3 separate regions of the Homo sapiens genome follow, and regions 1 and 3 are each linked to region 2. A link is a contact called in ENCODE Hi-C or POLR2A ChIA-PET data. All regions are on one chromosome and are shown on one strand. Each heading gives the region's core, a stretch centred on a gene start or an enhancer-like site at or near the end of the contact. The rest is flanking DNA. Distances are from core to core; before and after follow the strand shown. Region 1 has its middle 160 kb from the start of RAI14-DT. Region 2 holds the start of TARS1-DT (TARS1 divergent transcript). Region 3 overlaps MTMR12 (myotubularin related protein 12).

The links. Hi-C counts contacts between places; a loop is a spot of excess contacts on that map. ChIA-PET counts read pairs that join two places held with the same protein, here RNA polymerase II (POLR2A). Pooled maps may share reads with other maps.
Region 1: a map with no recorded cell type shows a loop between it and region 2 (10-fold over the local background). The contact joins the enhancer-like site here to the promoter of TARS1-DT in region 2. A Hi-C loop is called at or near these places in 1 of 37 single-sample maps with no recorded cell type and 3 of 50 pooled maps. POLR2A ChIA-PET finds 5 or more read pairs at or near these places in 2 of 52 experiments (HEK293 and OCI-LY7).
Region 3: a pooled map shows a loop between it and region 2 (8-fold over the local background). The contact joins the enhancer-like site here to the promoter of TARS1-DT in region 2. A Hi-C loop is called at or near these places in 1 of 37 single-sample maps with no recorded cell type and 6 of 50 pooled maps. POLR2A ChIA-PET finds 5 or more read pairs at or near these places in 1 of 52 experiments (activated CD4-positive, alpha-beta T cell).

What each region holds. Positions count from the first base shown.
Region 1 is chr5:34,496,656-34,501,061 of GRCh38, reverse strand. No RefSeq gene overlaps it. Among named protein-coding and RNA genes, the nearest start is that of RAI14-DT, 160 kb to the left of the region's middle. RefSeq lists enhancers at 1,234-1,303, 1,754-1,903. Within about 2 kb of position 1,826, at least 9 of the 41 ENCODE cell types and tissues checked have a DNase peak (open chromatin) inside an H3K27ac peak, as active enhancers do.
Region 2 is chr5:33,437,988-33,442,198 of GRCh38, reverse strand. It overlaps TARS1-DT (TARS1 divergent transcript), which reads left to right and starts at 1,565. Exons shown (of 3, transcript XR_001742630.2): 1 at 1,565-1,994. TARS1 (threonyl-tRNA synthetase 1) reads right to left here and starts at 1,234. Exons shown (of 19, transcript NM_152295.5): 1 at 1,056-1,234. The coding sequence starts at 1,112. RefSeq lists enhancers at 126-712, 727-786, 1,047-1,236, 1,337-1,646, 1,301-1,888.
Region 3 is chr5:32,278,722-32,282,696 of GRCh38, reverse strand. The region is part of intron 1 of MTMR12 (myotubularin related protein 12); the gene reads left to right. Among named protein-coding and RNA genes, the nearest start is that of MTMR12, 32 kb to the left of the region's middle. RefSeq lists enhancers at 1,852-1,961, 1,982-2,031. Within about 2 kb of position 1,981, at least 5 of the 41 ENCODE cell types and tissues checked have a DNase peak (open chromatin) inside an H3K27ac peak, as active enhancers do.

The DNA of each region.
Region 1 (4,406 bases), core at 577-3,076, 1.1 Mb before region 2:
CTGGATGTTCTCTGAATTAACTTCCATGTGGCATACGGTGTTTCTTAAAATATAAGATATGAAGAGCAGGCTATTTAAAGCTTGCATACACATTATTAAAATTCAACATTAACTGCCACAATAGTTTGAAACTTAGACCAACAAAAGGTTGCTTTACTGATATCGTTTAGATTTGCCAGTGCTTGGTGTTAATAAAAGCAGATCAATTTGGTGTGGGTTTCATTATTGCTTTTAAAGTCTCTCTGGGTCATGCCTGCACTGGGGTGGACTGCTCCCCTGCCCGCCCGTGGCCCACTGCTTCATTGAGCCCATCTTTTGGGTGTTTTCTGTCATAACTTCTGCTTGCTCAATTTTCTGCTTACTCATAACTTCGCCTCTCACAAGATCTTGTGAGCTGCTCTCACCAGTCCTTACCTTCCTACTTTGGGTCCCATTGTCTCCTTTCTTAATCTCCCAGAATGACGTAATTCAAATCCCTGCAAGAGAGACTTTTATTTGGCCAGCACATCTTTTGGAGCAGACAATATCACTGGCTTTCAGCTAGACGGTGCATTGACCCTATTGGCTCTGGTAACCAGAGGAGGATGGGTTCACTGACCCAAATCATGCCTGTCCAGAAGGGGCTCTGTGCAACACAGTTTCCGGGATTGGTGAGTGTAATGCCCGGAAAGTTTGAACATGCATAGAAATCCCTAAGGCAAACAAGAATTTATTTGTAATATAGTAGATAGAGCGCTGGATGTGGAGTCAGGTGTACCTGGTCTTAAATCCGCTCTGTGATGTTTTTGCAAGTCTGATATTTCCTCATCCTTAGTTTGCTTGTAGCGAAATAGGTGTTTTGGCTGGACGTGGTGGCTCATGCCTGTAATCCCAGCACTTTGGGAGGCTGGGGCGGGTGGATCACCTGAAGTCAGGAGTTCGAGACCAGCCTGACCAACATGGTGAAACCCCGTCTCTACTAAAAATGTGAAAATTAGCCGGGCGTGGTGGTGCACTCCTGTAATCTCAGCTACTCAGGAGGCTGCGGCAGGAGAATCACCTGAACCTGGGAGGTGGAGGTTGCCGTGAGCCAAGATCGTGCCATTGCACTCCAGCCTGGGAAACAAGAGTGAAACTCTGTCTTGGAAAAATAAAAAATAAATAAATAAATAAAAACAGATGCTTCATTTAGGTAGAGAATGCAAGCCCTAAAACTTAAAAATGCTGAAACGAAGTCATAGCAAGAAGTCTAGCTGTGGGTGGCTGCCGGCATTGGTTCAGGGTCAGCTTCTCAGAGCATCTCTTGGCCTTTCTCCTATACTTGTCCCACCACAGTTGCATGATGGCTTTTACAGCTGTAGACATCCTGTCCTTCTCCAGATAGGAAGAAAGGGGAGGTGGTGATGAGCCCATGGACCCAAGTTTATGCCTATTAGGAAAAGCGAAGGGCTCCCCAGACTCCCAGCAGATTTGCACTGATGTCTCTTCTGCCAAGGCAGTGTACAAGGCCACCCCTGGCTACAGGGCAGGCTAGGACAGGGGTATTTGTGTGGGGCTAGACATAGGTTTCCCAGAACAAAACTGAGATTATACCAGCAGAAACACAGGAGAGGGGACAGGCATTAGGAAGGTGGGTGGGATATCGCAAAGGGGTTAAATCTATCTGATCTGTTTCCTTCCAGGGTGGTTGTGAGGATTAGACATTTGTGAAATGTGCTATGGGGTTGTATTAGTCCATTCTCACACTGCTATAAAAAGCTGCCTGAGACTGAGTCATTTATAAACAAAAGAGGGTTAATTGACTCATAGCTCTGCATGGCTGGGGAGGTTTCAGAAAACTTACAATCATGGTGGAAGGCAAAGGGGAAGCAAGTACTTTCTTCACAAGGCAGCAGGAGAGACAGGAAGTACCACACTTTAAAACCACCAGCTCTGGTGAGAACTCACTCACTATCACGAGACCAGCATGGGGAAAATCACCCCCATGATCCAATCACTTCCCACCAGGTCCCTCCGTCAACATATGGGGATTACAATTTGAGATGAGATTTCGGTGGGGAAGCAGAGCCACATCATATCAGGGGCCCTTCTCAAAATGAAAACATGAAGCTCCCCTACTTGATCATTCTATTTCCTATGGCTGTTTTCCTAAAGATCGGCCCTTTTTTCCACTTTACTTTGAGAACCACCAAACAAAATTGAGTCTGGCCTGACACTGCGTACCCTTTTCCCTTGCAACCTCATCTCTTCATGTGCCCTTTGCCCTCTGATGACTCTAACCTCTTTCGAAGGTCCTTGAATTCACTAAGATTTGTTTACTCAAGGGCCTTTACTTTTGCAATTTTCCCTGCTTGGAGCAATCTTCCTCCTTTCTGTTCCTTCTGCAGAGAAGTCTACCCTGACTCTCAACCAATGTGAAAAATCCCCTTGCTCTTTCCTGGCTTTCTTTCAGAGTGCCGAGCACAGTCTTCATTTCTGGATAGTCTATTGATTAGCATTTATCTGCTTGAAAGGCAGCCTAACTGTAGCATTTGAGGGCCTGAGTGCTGGAGCTAGACTACCTGGATTTAAGCGCTTCCCAGCTGTGTGATCCCGGGAAAGTTATTTTAATGTCTGGTGCCTCAGTTTCCTCATCTGTAAAAATAGAGATATTAATATCACCTACTTCATAGGGTTGTGGAGGGGATTAACTGTTTATATTTGTAAAGTGCTTAGAGCAGTGCTCTGTGCATAGCAGAGATTATGCGAGTATTACATAAATAAAAGAAATAATACCTGTTTCCTCCACGATACTGTGTGATCTATAAAGAGGAGAACTGTATCTGTTCTTTCACTGTAGTGGTTAGCACAGTGCCAGGCCATGTTATTGTTGTTGTTGCTGTTGTTTTACATCCAGCGAGTATTAAATATTTGCCAAATAAATGAATAAAGAAATAAATAACTGAGTGATGTTCTAAATTGGAGTGGGAGTAGAACAACGTTGCAACATCTCAGGGTTTCAGAAAATATTATTTAAGAAGTAGAAGGCTGGGTGCAGTGGCTCATGCCTGTAATCGCAGCACTTTGAGAGGCCGAGGTGGGTGGATCACCTGAGGTCAGGAGTTCGAAATCAGCCTGGCCAACATGGCAAAACTCTGTCTCTACTAAAAATTCAAAAATTAGCTGGACATTGTGGCACATGCCTGTAATCCCAGCTACTCAGGAGGCTGAGGCAGGAGAATCACTTGAACCCGGGAGACAGAGGTTGCAGTGAGCTGAGATCGCGCCATTGCACTCCAGCCTGGGCAACAAGAGCAAAACTCTGTTTCAAAAAAAAAAAAAAAAAGAAGTAGAAGTTTCTAGCTCCATTGGGAGTTGAATTCCTGCCTGTGGGGTTTGTTGGAACTGAATCTTCCATGACAAAGTGTGGGACTGGTGTGGACCATCAGTAGAATCATTGCTTCCCCGCTTCTCCTTGCTTCCCCGCTTACAGTAATTGCCTCCTCTTGGAGAACTGCTAGGTCTCAGACCACCTAGGAAGTGGAATTGAGACCCTGTGAGACCGATGCACAGGCTCCCACCCATGTGGAAAGCTGCAGCCCTGATTAGGTGTTTGGCTGGCTGACCCCACCACCCTTGGGACCGCGGTTTCCCTGAGTAGCTTGAGCTCTGGCCCTGGTCACGACTCAGGGTTGTTCTGACCCTCTCAGAAGAGAATTTTCCAAAACCCCAAACAACGACAGCTTTATGGGCCAGCTGCACTCTGTTCCCTTTGAGAGGCAACCAGAGCTCTTAAATCACATGAAAAACACATCCAAGTTGTGCTGTGGGGACTCACATCAGGCAACTGGCTGCTCTACTCAATTCTTGTCCAACACTAGGTCTCCAAGGAGCCATTTGAAGCCCAGTCAAATAGACCTCGATCACCCTGGCTGGCTGCCAGAGCCTGATGGTCCTCTGCCTTCAGAGCCTCTGCAGCGTGAGCGCTGGACAATTTCCTGTGGCCCATGGTCTCCCCAGCCAGGTTAACGTTCAGCCTCCCTGTCTTCTGGATCCCACCTTGTTTTTCTGTTTTGTTTGCTGAACGGCCTCAGGGTTTCCCCTTTCCTGCTCCAGCCCATCTGGAAGTCTCTTTATTAACAGTTTATTTGCAAGCTCATGGTGGTCTATGAACTTGTCTGAAATTTCCTGGAAAAGAAACAACTGCTTGAGTCCCAGGGGAACCTTCTGTCAGTCTCTCCTCAGACAATTCTGAGTGGCTATTCATGTGGTATGTGGCTACTCCTCCCCTTTCACCCACCCCCACACACCTTGAAAACAGCCTCCAGCTCCAATAAAAACATTTCAGAAGTCCTGACAGAGAGCAAAGACTGCGTTCTACTCCTAAAAGAGTGTAGCCTGCAATGGTACCGAGTATGTGGGGGATGCCACCTTCTAGGTGGGCTCTT
Region 2 (4,211 bases), core at 316-2,815:
GAGTGGACAATCAAGAAAAAAATTTGGCTTTTAAGTGAACTGTCCTGTCACAGACTTGGGATAGAGGATCCCTTAGCTGAAGACGTCACCACTTCTCACTTGGACTATTACAACAGCCTTCTGCATGTGGCCTAACCTTCTATCCCAATGCCAGCGTGACTTTTACAAATACAATCTTCCTGCTTAAGATCCTTCATGTATAGAATACAAGTTTCAAACATCCTTGTTGCCTAAGATCCTTCTGATTACTGTTCCTTTAACCCTTCTGGCATATCTCTTGCAAACAACCCGAAAGACAATTCACCTGCGTGCCCCTTTTCACTGCCTTCCCTACCTTTACGTGGGAAGCCCCGTCCTGCCTGTTTACCTGGTGAAATCATTCTTCCAAACTAAATTCTAAAGTGCCTTCCTAAACTTCCTCTTCTGTAATACCACAAGGTTGATCACAAAGCACTAGGGCTGTTTTCCTGTCTCTTACACATCAGCCTGTGAGGCCCTCAAAGTCGGGGAACTGGGCCCTATTCATCTTCCCACATGCACCGCCCAGATCAGTGCCGGGCAAAATGTATACTTAACCACCCAAACTTGGACAAGCTGGGTCAGATCTCGGGCACTCGGTTTTCCTTTCCTTAAAATGGAGCTCTTTACCCCCGCAGGATCTTAGGAGATTGATTAAATAAGGCTCTGCAATGTGTTTCCCGCTTACAGTAAGCCATAAACGCAAGTTTGGAAGCCTCAAGCCTAAGATTCTGATTCTGTCTCCGCGTCTAACTACTGTAGATGTGAGGCTCTGAACAAGTCGCTCACTCAAGGTCTGTTTCCTCATCTGTAAAGAGAATGGACCCACAGATGAACTGCAAGGCCCCACCCTAATTTATGAATGGATGGTTCCCAAAGGGGGTTCCGACTTTCCAGGAGTCCCACCATCCCCCACTTCTCCGACCCACGCGGTCCCGGCCGCTTCCTGCTTCCTGCCCCCCGCTCCCGCCGCGAGCGTAGCGTCTGCACCCACTAGAGTCCCAGGCTGGTCTCTGGGTCCCACCAAGTTTGCTCACCGGCTTCTCCTCGCCTCCCATCTTCCCTGAAGGACTGCTGGCCTTCTCCTCAAACATTGGCGAACGACGAAGCGATGAGAGAACCCGAAAGCGACGGCCTAGAGGAGAGGAGCCAAGAGGCGGGTGGGAGGTGGGCTAGCGCCCGGGACTTGGCCTCGGCTGGACCAGCTGATGCAATCGAAAGGCGCCCTAACCCCGCCCCCAACTTGCGGCGGAACGAGCAGCCAATGGATAACGGGGGAAGGCGGGCCCTCCCTCCTCTAAGCCAGTGGAAAATCTTTTCGGGTGACAGAGCCCTTCTAGGAAATCAGGTCGCGGAGGGTGAGGAGGAGCAACTGCAGAAGCTACATGCCTACTCTCCGCTGACCTTGGTCTGGACGCTTTCCAGAGTCAAGTCCCCAATGCGCGTGCGCCTTTCCTCCCTTCTGACTTTATGTGGAACAATCATGGACCTTCCCGGACACCGTAGATAATAAGTAGGTCTTGGTCTAAACTTCCGGGAAGTTTTCGGCGACCTGGATACCATCTTCGACACGGGGACAAATCCCGGGATGGAGTCCAGGGTTTCCCGCGGCTTCGGCGCTTCCTGACCTGGCGTGACTGCCGACTTGTCGGCACCACCCAGGCCTCAGGCTCCCTGTCTGTAGTGGTGAATCGACCTTCCTCATGGCAGTCCAGGCTTCCCAAGCCCCATGTCCTGTTGATCCGGGACAAACTCTTCCTTGAACGTTCTTCACTACGAGCCGCTGCTGATCTGTACTGCCTGGAGGAGCATTTCCATAGCGCCCGCAAAAATACAATAAAGCTCACCCAAGGAAATAACCATGGATTCTCACGCCTGGGTGCCAGTGTTTGGAATCGACTGGGCTTTTTTATGTTAGTAGGCAATTTAAAACAATTACTTATTTGAAATCAGAAGCGCAATAGGCATAACTTCAGGTACGTGCTCCACCACCACGTTTTGTGGATTTTTCTTTTTAAACATCAGTTCTGTTCTCTACAACTCTCCGCCTTCAGGGTTATACTTTCCAGGAACAATAGCTTCCCAATTCGGCTTTGTGCATCCATTTTTCATACAGCATCGTTGTAGTCTTCAAATACAAATATGATCACGGCAATCTGCTGAAAAATCTTTGGTGGCTTTCCCTTGCTCTTGGACAATCCCTGATTGTCCAAGTTTTCGGCTTCATCTCGTTCGCCCACCATACACTGAACTATAAACTGTAGTGGCTTTTTTTCCTCAGGTCTTCCCACAGACTAAGTACCAAGATTTTTCCACCCTACCCTCATCCGTGCTCATTCCGACACACTTTTTGCCTGTTTGACACCTCATTTATTGTCAGATTTCAAGAATCGTTTTCTTCGGGGAACCATTTCTTGACTCCCTTACTGGATGAAACAAGCCTCCCTGTTAAACAGTGTTGGAGGCGCAGAAACATACCCCCAAATAATGGCGTTTTGACATCTGAACTGAAGAAGCCTCAAGGTCCCACTCCCCTAAATCCCCACGCCATCTCTGCCAAAGCAAAGGATAAAGTTTAGACACATCACAAGGAACATAATTGTTTTTGTTGCCTCCCTGTAAGACCAAGAATGTAGTAATCACACCTGAGCAGACCCTTTCACAAGATGTTGTACAAATTAATGTGTTCCTGATACATTCATTCTCCTTTGTAATCCCTCAACAGAATTCCTCTTCTCCCTATCATAACCTGTGTCGCTGGGATTGTATCCACAAGCTTCTGAAGCCCTCTGAGGGGTGGGTAATCACGCTGTGATTCTTCCTGTGTATACACGTTAAGTAAATTTGTATGTTTTTTCTATTAATGTTCCTCATGTTAGTGATTTTCAGCCAAACCTCAGAGGGCCAAGGAGAAAGGTCCCCTTGGCGCTTACAATAGTGTCTGCTGGTAGTTTCATGTGGTTCTTGGTAGAACTTACCGGTTCAACTTGTTCTTTCACTATGTGTGTATTTAGAGCTAAGCAAGTTTACTATATATGTGTATATATATATATATATACACACACACACACATATACACATACGTATATGTATATACATATATTATATATATATATATGCACAGTAATGGTTCTGATCAGTTGGCCTAAGAGTACACCCTATGTGGGGCTTCACGTACTGCTACACTCACAGGCAGAATTGGGGGTTGTTTTTCTGTCCAGAGTGATTGATCCTGATTACAAGGGGACAAGCGGGTTTCTTCTACATAAAGGAGAATTTTGTCAAGAACCCAGGAGATTCACTGAGACCTTTTTTAGTACTTCCTTGTCTAATGTTTCGCTGTTGGAAAACTCTGGGAACCCAACAAAGACAAGGAAGGAAGGAAGGTTTGGGCTATCCTTCTAGGTAAAGAATCTAGTCTAGCGAGGTCCTGACAAAGGCTAAGGGTAACTTGAAAAGGTGCTAGGAGAACAGAGTTATGCAATATTAGCTACCTAATTTGCAGATTACATATATATGTATACACATATACATATGTGTGTGTGTGTGTGTGTGTGTGTATATATATATAACTGCTCTTTAGCTGACACCTTGATTTTAATAATAGTCCTTTTCTTTTCTTTTTTCTTTGAGATGAGGTCTTGCTCCATTACCCAGGCTGGAGTGCAGTGGCACAATCATAGCTCACTACAGACTCAAACTGCTGTACTCAAGCAGTCCTTCTGCCTCAGCTTCCCAAGTAGGTAGGACTGCAGGCACACACCACCACACCCAGTTAATTTTTTCTTATTTTTTATTCTATCTATCTATCCATTTATTTATTTTTGAGACAGAGTCTTGCTCTGTTGCCCAGGCTGGAGTGCAGTGGTGTGATCACAGCTCACTGCAGCCTTGATCTCCCAGGCTCAATTGATCCCCTCGCCACAGTCTCCTGAACAGCTGGGACTACAGGTGCACACCACCACGCTCGGCTAATATATATATTTTTTAATTTTTAGTAGACATGAGGTCTCACTATGTTACCCAGACTTGTCTCAAACTCCTGAGCTTAAGCTCTTCTCCTACCTTGCAAGTTTATAGTTTTTTTAAAATATATTTTATCTCCTTGATTGAAAACTTCACGAAAGCACACTTTGTGTATTTTTGCCAGCATCTGGAAGATGTAAACCTATCGCACAGCAGATGTTCAATAA
Region 3 (3,975 bases), core at 732-3,231, 1.2 Mb after region 2:
ATGATTCTTATTTGTATACCCTGATTTTTTGGAGTCCTCTAGGTTATTTCTCTTCTTGGGACTGGTTTGGATTTTTGTTTGAGGGGGGAAGCAGTTGATAGTGGTGATGATGGTTATTTGTTTTTTACCTGAGTTGATTATCTGTAAGACTTGCATAGTGTATATTTATAATTTTTTTGAAGTGTTAACCAGAAAGGATTAGATACTCATGATGATTTTTATTTTTTATTTTATTTATTTATTTATTTATTTATTTATTTATTTATTTATTTATTTTAGATGGAGTCTTGCTCTGTCGCCCAGGCTGGAGTGCAGTGGCACAATCTCGGCTCACTGTAAGCCCCGCCTCCCGGGCTCACGCCATTCTCCTGCCTCAGCCTCCAGAGTAGCTGGACTACAGGCACCCGCCACCACACCTGGCTAATTTTTGGTATTGTTAGTAGAGACGGGGTTTCACCAGCTAATTTTTTGTATTTTTAGTAGAGACGGGGTTTCACCATGTTAGCCAGGATGATCTCGATCTCCTGACCTCGTGATCCGTCCGCCTCGCCCTCCCAAAGTGCCAGGATTACAGGCATGAGCCACCGCACCCAGCCTGATGCTCGTGATGATTGAGTACAGTGTGGCACCTTAAATTCCAGTGCTCCAGTGGTTATATAGGTTTCTATTCTCAATTTGTTACCACCTTTTAGCAACTTGATCTACTGTCAACAAAATTAGTAGCTGAGAAAGCTTTTTTGTGTGTGCATGCCCAAGCAGGTCCTTCCTCTCGGATGTGGTCTCTTTTTTTTTTTTTTGAGACGGAGTCTCGCACTGTCTCCCAGGCTGGAGTGCAATGGTATGATCTCAGCTCACTGCAGCCTCCACCTCCCAGGTTCAAGTGACTCTCCTGCCTCAGCCTCCTGAGTAGCTGGGATTATAGGCATGCATCACCATGCCTGGCTAATTTTTATATTTTCAGTAGAGACGGGGTTTCAGCACGTTGGTCAGGCTGGTCTCGAACTCCTGACTTTGTGATCCACCCGCCCCAGCCTCCCAGAGTGCTGGGATTACAGGCATGAGCCACCACGCCCGGCCCAGATGTGGTTTCTTAAGAAAGCCATTGGTCTACTTTTTTGGTCTTGCAGAGGGTTCAAAGTGCTTTCTATTGCAAAAGATAAGATGCATAATGACCAGACATAAATCATGGTGTGCTGCTAGAAGATAAATCCTATTAATAGAAAAATGCTATTTCCTTTACCCTGGCTTCAGATATTCCTAATGTAGTTAAAGTCTTACAGATTTAGGGCCAACTTCAGTGTTGCTAATTTCAGGAATTCCTGATCCACAGAAAAAAGAATTGTGAGCCTGAGTAGAGTCAATTTAGTTTAATATGGGAAACAAGATTGGGAGAAAAGTAGAAGTTACTAGTCTCATGTAACAGTTTTTTTTGTTTTTTTTTTTTTTTTAATGATAGAGTCTCCTTCTGTTGCCCAGGCTGGAGTGCAGTGGCACGATCTCAGCTCACTGCAACCTCCACCTCCCGGGTTCAAGCTATTTTCGTGCCTCAGCCTCCCGAGTAGCTGGGATTACAGGCACATGCTGCCGCATCCTGCCAATTTTTGTATTTTCAGTAGAGACGTGGTTTTACCATGTTGGCCAGGCTGTTCTCAAACTCCTGGCCTCAAGTGATCCACCCACCTCAGCCTCCCAAAGTGCTGTGATTACTGGTGTGAGCCACCACACCCTGCCGAGAGATTCTTGAATAATTCCCCTACTCTTTGTTTACTCATGAAAGGAAATCAAGCAGAAGCACAGATCCTGCTACCCCCAACAACTATAACAAATTACATGACCAAGTACCTGTGTCACCGAAGTTATGTATGTATCTCTTAAAGCTCTCATACTAGGTAGTATTGTTTCCATTTTAGTATATCGGAGGAAACTGAAACTGACACTCAGTCAGTTTAAATGACAAGACCAAAGTCACATCTGTGGATGCCAGAGCCATATTTGGACTGTGGCCCCAGGTCGGTATTCTTTCTGTTTTTAGTACATGCACAGAGAAAATATTGGAGAAACATAGAGAAAGACAAAAACTTAAATTATTAGTACTATGCTGTATAAAAAATACAACTTTCTACTTAAAAAAATTTTGTTTTAAGATATACATGGATACCTACCTAATATGTAGATGCAAATTCATTTTTCTCCCTCAGATTTTCTACTTAGCTGGAAAAAAATGAGTATTAAGTGTTCATTCTAGAAAAGTAGGGCAGCTTTTAGGAAATGAAATGTCTGTGTTATGTCCTTTTAGCACTGTGTCAAATGCAATGGAAAGAAATTGTTTTGGAACCTTTAGAGATGTTGCTTCTTAGAGTTTGTCCCTCTGGCTGGATAAAATTAATCTGAGAACAACAATTTCAGTTTTTGATTTAAAGCTGATAGGAGCATTTATAAGCATTTTGACCTATGAGAGCTTCATTGTACCCCCACACACCCTAGTTCTTTTCAAGATCTTTCTGGCAGGGCCCTACCCTTTTTCTACCTCTCCTAAGGTGCCCCAGGATCATCACACATTTGAGATGATGTGCACTCTGAATGTGAACTTGGTAAGAGTCCAAAGAATTGACTTTTCAAGAACCAGTGAAGTAAATACCACCAGGCTGCCTCTCAGCAAGTCCTCAAGAGTGGTAGTTGACTTTAACATCCATGTGCTTTTGTCCTGTATGTCCCCAGCCCCTAGACTGCGGACTGGTACTAGTCTGTGCCAGCACTGCAGGAGTTGAATGTAGGAGTAGGGGGCAGCAAGGATTACCTCCTGAGTTCCACCTCCTGTGGGATCAGTGGCGGCATTAGATTCTTATAGGAGCATGAACCCTATTGTGAACTGCACATGCAAGAGATCCAGGTTGCACGCTCCCTATGAGAATCTAAGTAATGTCTAATGACCTGAGGTAGAACAGTTTCATCCCAAAATCATCCCCTGCCCCCCTGCCAGGTCCGTGGAAAAATTGTCTTCCGTGAAACCAACACCTAGCTCCAAAAGTTTGGGGAATGCTGCTGTGTGTGGCAGATCCTTGAATGTGAAGTAGTTCTCCTAACGGAATTTTTCTTATTTGTTCTGATCAGTTTTGTGGTAAGAGTTTCCTTTACAAGCAATGGATGCTACATTGATTTTCTCTTTTGCAATGGGAAACTGGAGACCATGTTTGTTAGAATTGGTACATAGCAGCGAAGAATGTAGGCTCTGAGTTCAATGGAGCTTGCAGATCCTTGGTTAGTAACTTTTTTTTTTGAGACACGGTTTTGCTCTGTTTCTCAGGCTGGAATGCAGTGGTGCAGTCATGGCTCACTGCAGCCTTGACCTCCTGGCCTCAAGTGATCTTTTCACCTCAGCCTCCCAGGTACCTGGGACTTCAGGTGTGTACTACCATACCTGGATGATTTTTTAATTTTTTTGTTTGTTTGTTTTGTAGAGATGAGTCTCACTCTGTTTCCTAAGCCCGTCTCAAATTCCTGGGCTCAAGCAGTCCTCCCACCTCGGCCTCCCAAAGTGTTGGGATTGTAGGTGTGAGTTGCTGTGCCCAGCCATAACTTACTTTTTTTTTTTTTTTTTTTTTTTTTTTTTTTTTTTTTTTGAGACAGAGTTTCGCTCTTGTTGCCCAGGCCGGAGTGCAAAGGCACAATCTCGGCTCACTGCAACCTCTGCCTCTCGGGTTCAAGTGATTCTCCTGCCTCAGCCTCCCGAGTAGCTGGGATTACAGGCATGCACCAACACCCCGGCTAATTTTGTATTTTTAGTAGAGACGGGGTTTCTCCATGTTGGTCAGGCTGGTCTGGAACTCCTGACCTCAGGTGATCCGTCCACCTCGGCCTCCCAAAGTGCTGGGATTACAGGCGTGAGCCACCACACCTGGCCAAGAATTTTTAAATTACCAAAACAGTCGTAGCTTTTAACATGCAGGAATAGTTCCTCTTGCTTAAGCCCCAGAC